Regions from separate parts of the Homo sapiens genome. Here region 1 is linked to region 2. Evidence: chromatin contacts called from ENCODE Hi-C or POLR2A ChIA-PET data. All regions are on one chromosome and are shown on one strand. Each heading gives the region's core, a stretch centred on a gene start or an enhancer-like site at or near the end of the contact. The rest is flanking DNA. Distances are from core to core; before and after follow the strand shown. Region 1 holds the start of TACSTD2 (tumor associated calcium signal transducer 2). Region 2 holds the start of FGGY-DT (FGGY divergent transcript).

What was found. A loop is a pair of places that touch in the nucleus more often than their neighbours do. ChIA-PET counts read pairs that join two places held with the same protein, here RNA polymerase II (POLR2A). Pooled maps may share reads with other maps.
Region 1: a pooled map shows a loop between it and region 2 (4-fold over the local background). The contact joins the promoter of TACSTD2 here to the promoter of FGGY-DT in region 2. A Hi-C loop is called at or near these places in 1 of 37 single-sample maps with no recorded cell type and 5 of 50 pooled maps. POLR2A ChIA-PET finds 5 or more read pairs at or near these places in 1 of 52 experiments (PC-9).

Annotation. Positions count from the first base shown.
Region 1 is chr1:58,575,036-58,579,135 of GRCh38, forward strand. TACSTD2 (tumor associated calcium signal transducer 2) reads right to left here and starts at 2,217. Exons shown (of 1, transcript NM_002353.3): 1 at 398-2,217. The coding sequence starts at 2,121. The coding sequence ends at 1,150. RefSeq lists enhancers at 985-1,680, 1,681-2,375.
Region 2 is chr1:59,293,945-59,298,269 of GRCh38, forward strand. FGGY-DT (FGGY divergent transcript) reads right to left here and starts at 2,606. Exons shown (of 2, transcript XR_001738089.2): 1 at 2,425-2,606; 2 at 1-1,820. FGGY (FGGY carbohydrate kinase domain containing) reads left to right here and starts at 3,150. Exons shown (of 16, transcript NM_018291.5): 1 at 3,150-3,206. RefSeq lists silencers at 2,552-3,091, 3,102-3,191.

The sequences.
Region 1 (4,100 bases), core at 967-3,466, 720 kb before region 2:
AATAGTACCACTTATTTCAAAGTAGGGCTGGGATTCAAAGGAGGTACAGCTCTTGAACTAGAGTTTTCTGTCTCCATTGGTGATAAGCCTTGTTTAGAGATGACCAAAGACTGGCACTCTTTTTCATAAAAGCAGCTAGTTTTAGCTTCCTCCCTCAAGCTCACCCTCCTGCAGTTTGAAGGAAGTTTCCAAATAATCTTATTTAGAAAGAATAGCATTTACACTGGCCAGTTAGGATATCTTAGGACACACCAGAGTAGCAACATGAAACACCCACTTCTGGGGGAAAAAAAAGTGTTATAATTTGAAATAAAAAAAAAATACAAGTCTTGGGAAATTAGAGACCAATGTGATAGAAATCTGGAGGGACTTTTCACAAATGCCGACTTCTGGTTTGTGCCTTTCCCATATTTTATTAAATTCGTGTTTTATTTTAAAAAATTACAGCAACATTATCAAAGACAACATATGTACAAACATTTTACAAAAAAGAACATTACCAATATCAGTGGCAGTAAGGGCAAGCTGAAGAATAAATAGACTGAGTTTCCGGGCAATGTCTGTCCTCAAAGACATCCAAACTGCGTTCAGGCAGCTGAAACAGGCTTCTTTCCCAGTGACAAGCATATGTGGTCAGTAATACAAACGATGGTAAATGAGGCTACTACATAGGCCCAGTTAACAAACTCCTCTTCTCCTCGGGTAGGCCATGATACAAGTGGAACTCATCAAATAATTTAAACCCAAGGCGATAACAACGCTATTTCCCATCTAAACTCATTTAAGCCTTCACAATGTCGCAATGGATTCAGTTACTTGCAAACGATCCCGGGTTGTCATACAGATACTTGTTTTTTACACATAACGCTATGCCATCCCTTCCTTCACTGCCCCAGTCAGGTTTCCTGTTGTTGGACCGAAAGGGGATACATTTTAGAAATGCTTCCTTCAAGACAGAAGTGAGAAAGAAAGGAGACCCTGAGGCCAGGATCTATTAAACCTGGTGTGTGCGCAAAAGGGAGGGGGAAGGCAGGAATTTGAAAGGATAAACGTCTCCTTTGCGCCGAGGAATCAGGAAGCGTGACTCACTTGGGTCTGGGACGATACCGAAATCCGGTACCCCACCCCATCCCCTGCCCCGCCGGGTACCTACAAGCTCGGTTCCTTTCTCAACTCCCCCAGTTCCTTGATCTCCACCTTCTTGTACTTCCCCGACTTTCTCCGGTTGGTGATCACCAGGACGGCCATGCCGGCGACGAGGGCCACCACGACCACCACGATGACGGCGATGAGGCCGGCGGTGAGGCGCTTCATGGAGAACTTCGGGGGAATCTCGTCCAGGTAATAGATGAGCGTGCGCTCCACCTGCAGGGGTTCTCCGCGCACGCGCAAGTCCAGGCCGCCGCGGCCCTGGAATAGAGACTCGCCCTTGATGTCCCTCTCGAAGTAGTAGGCGGCATCGCCGATATCCACGTCACCGGCGGCCTTCTGAGACGTGTTCTGCCGCAGCTCGATCTGGATGGTGGGCTGCTCGTAGTGCACGGCCGCCACGAACTTGGGGTGCAGCCGATAGCGCTCGCGGAAGAGCCGCCTCAGCTCGGCGTCCAGGTCTGAGTGGTTGAAGGCGCCGGCGGTGGGGCGGTGGCGCAGGTCAATGAGGATGTGGTGGGTGCGCACCAGCTCATCGCAGCGTAGGCTCAGGTCGCCCTTGTCCGTGCGGCGCACGCCCACCGAGTTCACGCACCAGCACACCGACGTCTGGTTGCACTGGCGCGCCTTGAAGCGGCCCTCGGGGTCGCAGTCGGGGTCGTAGAGGCCATCGTTGTCCACGAGCGCGTGCTCACTCGGCCGCACCAGCGTGCGGGCGTTCTTGGGGGCGCTCATGCGCGCCTTGAGCAGCAGACACTTGGAGGTCAGCGTGGAGCAGTCGACCGCCATGCCCGAGCCCAGCGCGCGGCACTGGCAGCGGCCGCCGGGGCCGTCGGGGCTGCACACGGTCATCTTGTTGGTGGGACACGTGCAGTTGTCCTGCGCGGCCGTGTGGCCGGTCACCGCCGCCAGCACCAGCAGCAGCAGCGGCAGCCGCAGCGGTGGCGGCGCGAGGCCGGGGCCCCGAGCCATGGTGGGGCGGAGGAACGCGGACCGGACGCGGGCGGATGAGGCGCGGGGACTCGTCGGGGCTCGGGCTCCGGCGTCTGGGATGGTCTGCAGGCGTCTGCCGCCCGGCCGCTCCCTCCGGCTCTTATACTCTACCCGACCTGCCCGGCTGGTTCCACCACCGACCGTCCCCACTGGTATTTGGGTGACACATCCCGCCCCCCTCCCCGTCCCACGGAAGGCCAAGCCGGCCCTGCGCCGCCCGCGATAGGATCAGAACAGGGAAGCTGCTCCCGCCTCCTCCGGACCGAAAGCCGGGAAGGGGAGAACCGATACTCACCTGTAGGCTTCTGGGGACCCGCCCTCGGCGCGGCCTCCTGCTACAGACCTGGCGCGTCTGGGCCGCTCTCCCGGCAGAAAGTCTAAAGAGTTTCATTGCAAAGTGTGGCTCGCGACTGTCGCGCTCTCCTCTATACGCGACTCCCTTTTCGTTCTTTCCCAGCCCCAGCCCTCCCTTAATTTCTCTCACTCCCTCTCTTCTTTGTCCAGTTCTCACAGTAGCACACGTTTATATAGTTTACAGTTCACAAACATTATCTCATCCTAACACCAGTCCTGACAGGTAGGGACTATCAGACCCGTTTTATAGGTGGTACTGATGAGGCTTAAAGACCTGAAGTCACACTGCTATCAACTTCCTCATATTTCTGAGAGGGGTCTTTGGCACCCTGCCTAGGAGTGATGAGACCTTAAATAAAGTGTTTGTGGACACGAAGTGACACAGAATCTGAAGGGAAGTTAGGGAAGCAGTTCTGTTACTCACCATATCAAGGGTAAAACACAGGTATCCTGGTGTCCAGAGGGTTAAAAGTTCTGTTAAACACTAATTTTCTGTACCTCACACAAGCGCACACACACAGGCACACACGCACATAATATTTATTTGTGCACTGGCTATAAAGAGACAAACAGGAACAAATTCTTAAAGAGCCAGCAAGACTGTAAAGAGTTTTTTGTACAATTTGATTCTAACACAGCAAATCGTTGCTTTTCTTTTCCTGTATCCCACGTAAGTAGCTGAACCATGTAAATAATGAAAGAATGGAGCCTGTGAGAAATTGCTTGTCTGCCACTGTGTGGCTAGTTTCATGGCATACAGGGGTTGCAATCTCTTTTTGAGTCATTGAGAAAGTCTAGAGTTTCAAAGCTGTGGTAAAATTAACAATAATTAGCAAGCTATAATTATTCCCAGGTCCTCCATCAAAGCACATTTTATATGTTCAGCATTTAATGTGCACCACCAGTCGTGCAAGGGTGTTGTTTAGCAGATGAAAGCCAGCTGGGCCTCTGTCCCATTAATTTTCACGCAATTCCTGAGGCAGGAAGATTGAAATATATTCTGCCTTGACAGACAGAGGAAGCAGAGACATGTGAGGGACAATTTCTTTTTTCTTTTTTTTTTTTGAGACGGAGTTTTGCCCTTGTTGCCCAGGCTGGAGTGCAATGGCGTGATCTCGGCTCACCACAACCTCCGCCGCCCAGGTTCAAGCAAGTCTCCCGCGTCAGCCTCCCGAGTAGCTGGGATTACAGGCATGAGCCATCAAGCCTGGCTAATTTTTTTTTGTATTTTTAGTAGAGACAGGGTTTCTCCATGTTGGTCAGGCTGGTCTCAAACTCCTGACCTCAGGTGATCCGCCCACCTCAGCCTCCCAAAGTGCTGGGATTACAGGCATGAGCCACCACGCCCGGCGAATTTTTTTTTTTTTTTTTTTTTTTTTTTTTTTTTTTGAGACGGAGTCTCGCTCTGTCACCCAGGCTGGAGTGCAGTGGCATGATCTCAACTCACTGCAAGCTCCACCTCCTGGGTTCATGCCATTCTCCTGCTTCAGCCTCCTGAGTAGCTGGGACTACAAGCGCCTGCCACCACGCCCGGCTAATTTTTTTGGTATTTTTAGTAGAGACGGGGTTTCACCGTGTTAGCCAGGGTGGTCTCGATCTCCTGA
Region 2 (4,325 bases), core at 1,356-3,855:
ACCCTGGCCTGCCACACCCCCATCCTGTGCTATAAAAACCATGAGACCCTAGCAGGTAGACAAACAGGCGGCTGGACGTCGAGAGGAGCACATCAGCGGAGGAACACGCGGGCAGCTGGACGTTGAGAGAACACACTTACGCCAGCAGGCCACCAACTGGCAGAATGACATGGAGTTTGGCTGGGGCAGTGGGAGGAGAGCCTGGGCCGCCAAGCGGCCCGACACCAGGGGAAAACCATCTCCCTTTTGGCTCCTCCACCTGCTGAGAGCTACTTTCACTCCATAAAACCTTGCAATCATTCTCCAAGCCCACGTGTGATCCAATTCTTCTGCTACACCAAGGCAAGAACCCCGAGATACAGAAAGCCCTCTGTCCTTGCAATAAGGCAGGGGTTTAATTGAGCTGGCTAACACAAGCCACCCACGGACGGCTAAACTAAAAGAGCACCCTGCTACATGTGCCCACTGGGGCTTTGGCTGTAAACAGTCACCCCTAGACACTGCCGTGGGGTCAGATCTCCACAGCCTACCTGTCTGTATGCTTCCCTAGAGGTTTGTGCAGTGGGGACTGAAGAAGTGAGTCACACCCACATCGCACGCCCTGTGAAGGGGACAAGGGAACTTTTCCCATTTCATTAGGGGTTGGCAAACTAAGGCTCATGGGCCACATTGTCCATTGCCTGCTTGTGTAAGTAAAGTTTTATTGAAACATAGTCATACCTACTCATTTACTATTGTCTATGGCTGCTTTTACATTACAAAGTTGAGTAGTTGCAACAGAGACTGTATTGCTCACAAAGTCTAAAATATTTACTATCGGTCCTTTACAGAAAAAGTGTCACTCCCTGGAATAAATGAATCAAATGGAAGTAAATGGAAAAAAAAAAAAGGATTCATTCATTCGTAATAGGCAGTGTATCATAACTGAAAAAGATAGTGAAAATTGGTTTCAGACAAACCCAGGTAAGAATCTCACCTTCGCCACTTGGCTGGAAAACTCTGAACAAATTATTTTTACTCTTTGGGCCTGTTTCTGCATCTATCACCTTATAAGGTTGCTGTCTGAGAATTCTACTATACAATGTAATGTATCTGTTAGAGTGTAATATATCTGTTATTAGGTTTGACCTCATACAATAGAAACACAAAATAAAAGTGTCTTACACAGGACAGCAGTTTTTTTCTTTCATGTGGAGGTCTGGAGGGCAGTGGGTATTGATTGGTTCAGTGCCTCCTGCATTAGGAATCCACGCTTCTTTCACTTTGTTGCTTTGCTGTGTGTGGGTTTCATTCCTGAGGTCCTTTCATGGTTCAACACGGCTGCTGGAGCAAATAAAAAATCAAATACACAAAAGCCCAGAGAAAGAGCCATCCACAGAGGCCAGGCAACAAATCCACTTATTCAAGTCTAGCCAAGATGAGACCCCCTTGCCACAGTGCATGAAACCAGCATATTCCACTTATTCCATTCTTGGGGTACGTTGAAACAGATCTGGAAGCAATGTCTTCTGTGTATTAAGCATCTAACACTTTACAAAGCATTTTCATATGTCTTACCACATTTGTTCTTCATAATGTTCTGAAAAGGTAAGATGAATACATCTTATTATTCCTATTGAACACTTGATTCACACAGCTGCTAAGTAACAGATTCCAACGAGTCTATAGCTAGGTCTTTGGGTATGTTGCTGGTAATGAAAAGGTGAACAATCATGGTGCAGAAGAAAGAAAATGAGCCAAACCAGGATCCCTGGTAGAGTTGTAGTGCAAAGACTGGGGTTAATTGTGTGGCCTCAGCCTCACTGGGCTGTTCTCCTCACCTGTAAGACCAAGATAAGAGCACTTATTTACTTCGGGGTTGTTGTGAAGATAGCAGACAATCTTAGTGCACCTGCCACTTAAGATCCGTTCAGTGAAATTATTACCTTTCACAGGTGTGTCTTTGGAAAATCACTTCCCTTTCCTGGATCTCAGTTTTCTTTTCTAGGAAAACAACATGTTTGGACTCAGCGACTGCTAAACTGTCTCCCAAACCTCGAACTCCCTCAGCCTGGGATCCTGCCTTTTATGAAAATAGTTCGGATTGGAGCTCAGGTTGGAATTCTCGCTTTAGTTGCTTGCTAGCTGTGTGTCCCAGTAAAAGCTAAAAATTTCGGATTCCCCACATCTGTAGAATAGGGATACATAACATGCAGCTTATTAGAAAGGGAAGGCATGTGAGAATTAAATTAGGTCCGTGTCCAGTACCCACTAAATTGTAAAAACTTCTCAAAGGCAGGGACCCATCTGTTTTGTAGATTTACAGAATGTCATACGTTGAAGTACGGGGGTTCGCCACGGGATTAGAAAATTTCTGTAGAGTAAGGAACAAGACACAAGGTAAGCATTCAAGAATTGTAACCATGCAATATTCTTATTTCTTACAGTCGCCTACAACAGTCCTGGTGTTTAGTAAACGGTCTGACACACACACCCATCAGGGGCTGCGGAGAGTCCGCCTGGGTAAGCTCCGCAAGGTGAGTCCCCAGAGCCGGGAACTCGCAGCCTGAGCAGACGCAGCGTAGCCGATCTTGGGTCCGCGCTCCTCCCGCCTTGCCCAGCCCTGCCCGCGGTTGGCTAGGCCCCAGGGAACGCTGCAGCCGCGGGGTGGGCAGGCGACGGCCAATCCCACGCCCGGTTCAAAGGGCCAATCAGGCCGCGCTTTACAGGGGCCGCGCTTTACAGGGGCCGCGCTTTACAGGGGCCGCGCTTTACAGGGGCCGCGCTTTACAGGGGCCGCGCTTTACAGGGGCCGCGCTTTACAGGGGCCGCGCTTTACAGGGGCCGCGCCGGCGGGGGCGGGATCGCGCGCAAGGCGGGGCTGTAGCCGCCCCGGGACCGCCCTGCTCAGGCGCCGTGGGGTTCGGCGCGGCTACGTGCAGAATCCGTCTAGCTAAAATGTAATTTCAGATTGGACAAGTACTGTAAGTGACCCTCCTCTCAGTCCCACGTGGGCGCTGGGGGCTTTTGCTGGTGCGCAGGCTCTTAGCGCGCACGCCCAGAAAGAGGCTTCTCCAACCCGGCCCGGCCCTTCCTTCCCCTTTCCCGCAGTCGTTGCCTCCTCCTCCCCTGCCTCCTCCTCCCCTTCCTCCTCCTGGCCGCTTAGTCTCACACCCGCCGGGCCGTTGTTCCCGAGACGTTGTTGAGTCCCCTGTGTCCTCTTCTGGGTGAGGCGTCCGGCCACTTAAGGGAAGGGAAGGGAAGGGTCGGCCTTGACTGCATCCCCAAGGCTGCCTATTAGGTGTCTGGAACCCGTGCTGCTTCCTCTCCGATCAGTGCCCACTTATCTGTATTCAGTACTCTTTCTCTCCTCCCCTTACCCTTGTAGGACATTTTCCTGGCATTTGAGGAGCCTTTAATTCACGTCTGGCTACCGAAGGCATTTTTAGGCTAGTGTTGCTTGTAGATTTAAACGCTTCCAGCACTTGTGATAATGTTTGAGGCACAGCTGAGTTTAGATGAGATAATGCTGTTTGGTTACAGTTATCCTGAGTAGAAAGGCCTAGGGATATCTTTTCATTTTTAGCCGTTTCCTTTTTATTTAAAGATTGACAAGGGGCCGGGCGCGGTGGCTCACGCCTGTAATCCCAGCACTTTGGGAGGCCAAGGCGGGTGGATCACGAGGTCAGGAGATCGAGACCATCCAGGCTAACACGGTGAAACCCCCGTCTCTACTAAAAATACAAAAAATTAGCCGGGCGTGGTGGCGGGCGCCTGCAGTCCCAGCTTCTCGGGAGGCTGAGGCAGGAGAATAGCGTGAACCCAGGAGGCGGAGCTTGCAGTGAGCTGAGATCGTGCCACTGCACTCCAGCCTGGGGGACAGAGCGTCTCAGAAAAAAAAAAAAAAAATTGACAAGGTGCAAAATGGTGAATTTCCCTCATCATGGGCTGTTTTCCACTAAAGCACTTCTGTGTCTTAACACAAATTTCTTCCCCGAAGAGTCAGTCATGACATGACCAAAGTCTGAAAAGCAGTTAATCCTTAGGTTAAATTTTAAAGTATGAGACCAGGAGGGGTGAGGTGCTTATTCTTTTGACTTGTAAATCAGAATGAAAGAAGGGAAAGTCTTTTATTTTGTGGCTGTTATTTAAATGGTAGAGTTTTGCTTTGTATAGTTTTTGCTTGCTTTTCCTCTTTTTTTTCTATGATCCACCACGTGTATGTCCTGATTTTTTTCCTTTTTAACTTGCTTGCTGGATTTTCCAGCCAGATGACTGCCGCTTGGTCTTCTGGGAGTCTCCTGTTAATGGGGCCCTCATGCTTGGCTCTTGACCTGATGGCCACT